2 separate regions of the Mus musculus genome follow, and region 1 is linked to region 2. Evidence: chromatin loops called from intact Hi-C (ENCODE). Cell type or tissue: left cerebral cortex. All regions are shown on one strand.

Region 1 (2,500 bases), 50 kb after region 2:
TATACCATAAGATGTCTGTGACTGGTGCCAGAAAGGGGTTTTTTCTCTGCCCATGTCTGACTTGTTTTGAACAACACTATCACTGGTCCCTGTGTCCCTGCACCATATCCTTCAGAGCAACCAGCTTGCTATTTATCAATTTCTCACAAAGACTCAAAAGGACCAGAACAATTAAAACATCGGTCCTAAAATGTTGATAGACAACAAACACCAACTAGTGGAGAGAGTAGAAAGCCATCTCTAAATGAGATTTAAAAAAAAAAAATTACTCATTTGGTGTTGGTCTGTCTGCTATCATCTCTTACACTGAAAGCCAGAAAACCAATCAGGGCTGATGACAACCAAAGATTTAGTGTGTAGCACAATTAGGCGGAATCCTAGCTCCATCTGACCACTAGCTGTGACACTCTGCATCAATAAATTGCTCACATTGAGTCTCAGATTCCTGTTCTACAAAATGGGAATACTTACGTCTACCTCGCCTTTAAAGCATAAAGTAGAATCCTGGATGGAATACAGAATAAAGTCACCTTCTTCTTTTTAAAACTTTGCTAATTATTCTCACTCTTCCCCAAAAGGAAGGTTTGGAATTGAATAAATCAAAGAGATTCAGAGACAACAGTAGAGTCATATTTAGGCAGCAATTGATTTTTTTTCTTGGATAAGAAAAATTATACATCTGCTTCTAAAATATGAGGAGCGGTGACTATGATTCATGCACACATGATTCACGGAGAAATCTGGAGCTGAAACACAGCGAAACTAATAATATTCCACCCTTGTGACTACAGCTTGCCTAAGCTTAGAATGTGTACCCAGAGTCAGGGCTGTCATCTCCAGGACAAGTATGGTGCTTTCTTGATTTAGCAACAGTGGTACAAGCAGAAAAGATTGTGATTTCCCCATAGCATACTTCCCAAAGATGGGTACATTTACAACAGCTGCAGCATCTCTCTTCTCCACTAATTTAGTTCTTATCTATATTGACATCTGGCACTTTTGCAGAACCAGCAGAGCAGCTTCTCATTGGTGTCTTCACCTTCATTTACAAGAAACCCATTCTTCCTTTTCTCCATAGAATGAATTTGTTTATTGGTCAGAGATCCACTGTAAGGCTTCAATACAGTTATCAATTCAAGTATCAAGGAGATAGAGGGTGAGTCCTGGAAATATCATCTTCTCACCACCTTTACTAAGTCTATCACAACATAAATTCACTCACCAACAAAATAATTTACCACTATTTCATTATGTTTTATGAGGATTATATACACAAACATACAGTACACATGCCACGAGATGGAGTTGCCATTGATAATTGCTCTTAGGTTGCTTTTTATTGTTGGAAAGTCAGACGTAATTTTGTTGGCACCTGCTATGAACTCTATGTGTTTGTCATTCATCTTTTGTTACAATCCATGGGCACCATTATCCTGTTTCATGTTTCACTTTTCCCTCTGACGATGCCATCCTTTGCCCATCAGAATCTTCTAAGAACCAATTACTTCATAGATCCATAATACAATGTCACTCTTTGTCATGTATACTTCTGTTGAATAGCTTAATTATTGCAGGGAATATCAAGGTTTTCCAGGAAATCATCACCCTGAATAAACTGAAGACATATAACTCCACTACCATGATGAGTTCAGTGGGTGTATGCACTCTGCACATTGCATGCAGTATTGTACTGTGCATACACTTTGCTTGATAATGCCATGGTAAATGTGAGTATGACATCTCCTCTCTTTGAACTAGTTCAAATCCTAATCCACTTACAAATATATACTTAGCAGAGTTAGAAATGTACAAAGACAGGCTGGGAAAGAAAGGTTTCATGATCAGTTAAGGTATGTATTTGGAAGACATCTTAGACTAGAAAGAATCAGGACACCAACCTGGCAGCCCCAAGGTGGTGTCTGTTTTACCTAGATAAGTGCCCCACTAACTGAGTGAACCTTTGAGTTTCTATTTAGTTTTCAAGGTCTAACATAAGTATCATCAGAAGGTGAACACAAATTCCTATGTAACCCCGTTCTCGTCATTAAATGACACCACACAGTGTCTTCTATTCCTCCACTTTCAGTGCTATTCAGATTTGGATAACATATTGCAAGAACACTATAATAACAGCAGCTTTGTAGGGCATCTTTCAGTGTAGGGCAAGTTGTCCCATAATGGGTTCTGTGAGGTAGCTGCTATTAGATCCTCTTTAGGAGAAACAATGAGCCTCTGAGAAATAAATCATTCTGTCTATGGACACATGGTTGATAACAACACAGACATGTCAGAGTTATGAAAACCCAGTCCTCACTAATGCAATCTAGTAGCTGTTATTTCTAAAGATGTCTGAAACAATATTTGCAGTGTTGTTCCACATAGTGGGACACCATAGAGTGGTGTGATCTCTCCCTGAGGGGCAGAGCCTTTCTCCACTTCCTAGAAGTTGAGCCAGTTCTGTCACATGGCTTGAAGAGCAGAGCATGGCCAGAAGGGTGCT
Region 2 (2,500 bases):
GTGCATTTCTATGCCAATACAATACAAGAAAATATACATTTTCCTGGGTGTTTTCTCCTTGATCCACGAGAGCTACTCTGTTTGAAACGTTATTCTGTACTTTGTTTTCATCACATAACATATCATGGAACTTTCCCGTCTAGATTCTTGAAACATGTTTGTTCCAATGCAGGGGAACAATAATCCCAGCATACTACTCTGCTAGGGATCAGGAAGTCCAAGCGAAAGCGGTAAGAGGCTTGCTTTGACTTTCCAAAGTAAGGTTACGTAGAACTGAAATGCAAATACACGTCATCGGATTTTAATCATATTTCAAGGGCAAATATTTGCAAAAGAACAACACTCATCTTCCCTGATGGAGAAGCAAATAATCCTTTATTCGTCATTCTCCCAGTATTTACTGGGATTCGCATTGTTCCGGGCTTGGCTGGATGCTGTGAAGAGGATCAGCAAAGCAGATGGGTCATTTGCTCTGGTCTCTGTGCCAACAGCACCTTCAGAACTTGACATTCACTGCCACAGTAGCCAAGTAGGCAATCTTCTTCCCATGATGACCAACCCTTCCCCTTGCTTAAGTGCCTTCTGTGTCCCACTGTGTTCAAAGTCAACTTTGTCTTGGCTCCTCCAGTCCAAGCTCTTGTCTCACCTTCCCTAGTGCCCTCCGTTCTAGTCACTCTGGGTGTTCCCTGTGGATAAAAGGACAAAATAAAATCAAACGGTCCTGTTTATCTAGTTTGGGGCGGGGGTGGGGTGGGGGTGCCTGCCCCTTTCATGTGGGAATATTCTTCCCCATTCATTACCATCACCTCTGGCTATACTTGCACCTTCTTCCAAGTGTCTTTCCTTCACCCCATGTGAACTACTGCAGCCTAGTCTAATAGACAGAACACTCAGCTTCCAAATTCTAGCACTGGTTCCACTTTTAAGGCTGCTCTGTCACCTGTAACAAGTAGGACACAAGAACTTCTTGACACTGTCATAGTGAGATGATGTATTCCCAAGCAAACTGCCCGCTGAAGAATGGCTAGTAGATGTGAGTTGCCTTATGTTTTCTCATTGTTGTCATTTTTTTCCCATGGATCAAGTTGGCATACCTCTGAACCCTTAGTGTTTAGCATGAAGAACATCTGTAAATGATGAATGGGCTGTTGCTCAATGACCATTGCACATTTAGTAGTGGTAGTATGGGTCACTTCCAGCTTTCAGACTACTTATTTATTTAGGTGTGTACTTGTTGCATCACCAACTTCTCCCAAGTTTAATACCTCTCTCCCCTGGGGTCTGAAAGAAACCTTTCCTTCTAACTGCATCGCTATCTTGGCTCTGGAGGACAATCTCCGCGCGGAGACTGAGCATGCTCCTGGCCAGGTTGGGCTGGTTGAGGACAGACTTCTTTGGCCCAGCATCTTGCGCCCTCCACAGGCCGGGCGGGCTGGCAGGAGAGCCTATGAGCGGGCGGGGTTTGGCCGCAGGGCAGCCTGGCGCGCCTAGACTCTTCTGGCGGACAGAGGTGGGGGACGCTAGCGGCGCCTCCCAGCTAGTCGCGCAATCTACCGCGGTGCACCGAGGCTGCAGGGGCAGAGCTGAGCGGCAGGGAGGGCTTTCTAGGCCTTGAGCGCGCTCTCTGTGTTGTTGTAGTCTGGCCTTAGGTTCTGGCGTGGGAAGGAGAGCAAGGGCGCTGGAGGAGAGACCCAGCCACGGCCCAAGTAGAGGCTCCCAGTCTTCTCCTAGGCGGGGGAAGAATTCCCTTAACCACATTCACAACCTTGCCTCGGGCACCTTAGCTCGGGCTGCCAGGAGGCCGCGGTGGCCGGGCAGCTGTTGCACCAAGAGGGGGCAGCTGCGGAGTTCCATAACCATAGCAACCGCATCAGCACCACGGCGGCAGTGGCGGCGGCGGCGGCGGTGAGGGCAGCATCCGCTTGCTCCTCCTCCAGTCAGCCTCTCGGTAGAGACCTGAGACAGCTCGCAGGTGCCGCCACCGACTCCTTGGTCCGCCCACAGTCGCTGCCGGTGTTGGCTGCTGGAGAAGGAGACCAGAAGAGAGCGGGACCAGAGCTGGAACAGGGCCCTAGGAGGTGAGAGAGAGAGCCCTGCAGTGGGAGACAGGTAGGTGAGAACGCTGTGGGGGTCACCAGCTGTAAAACTCTTTCTGTGGCAGTGACGTTTCTGGAAGCGTGGTTGCTAGTTGGATGGCTTTCTATTACTGAGTAGAGATTCTTCCGCGATTTTTTTAAAAAATATATCTTTCTCTATTTTCCCCTCAGATATCTCTGCCCTCTGATCTTGCCCCACTTCTGGGCAAAGCTTAGAGACAAGAAGGACCATTAAATGTGATTGTGTGAATGTGGTGGTCCTAAGGGGCTTATTTAGACCTGTTCAGGTCCTCTGAGCCACTGAACCCAGGACAGGCTCAAAAGAAGACCTTGTGGAGGTGGAGGGGCTATGGTCTCTGTTCTATGTGGGGCAAAGCTGACTCAGAGACCATCTCTTTGGAGGG

Evidence for each region. Hi-C counts contacts between places; a loop is a spot of excess contacts. Peaks named below come from ENCODE experiments on the same cell type or tissue, not always from the same donor. Only the 100,000 strongest peaks of a DNase experiment are listed, where the experiment ranks them.
Region 1: a loop joins it to region 2, with 1.8 times the contacts of the local background. A loop is called at or near these places in 2 of 42 quality-filtered maps.

The regions. Positions count from the first base shown.
Region 1 is chr15:71,677,204-71,679,703 of GRCm38, reverse strand. The region is part of intron 1 of Fam135b (family with sequence similarity 135, member B); the gene reads left to right. Among named protein-coding and RNA genes, the nearest start is that of Fam135b, 49 kb to the left of the region's middle. In left cerebral cortex, no CTCF peak of the experiment used is centred here; DNase peaks (open chromatin) are centred at 446, 788 and 1,478; H3K27ac peaks cover 1,383 bases.
Region 2 is chr15:71,727,278-71,729,777 of GRCm38, reverse strand. It overlaps Fam135b (family with sequence similarity 135, member B), which reads left to right and starts at 1,940. Exons shown (of 20, transcript NM_177819.3): 1 at 1,940-2,109. In left cerebral cortex, a CTCF peak has its summit at 1,448 (motif pointing left); DNase peaks (open chromatin) are centred at 1,482 and 1,929; H3K4me3 peaks cover 1,406 bases; H3K27ac peaks cover 1,433 bases.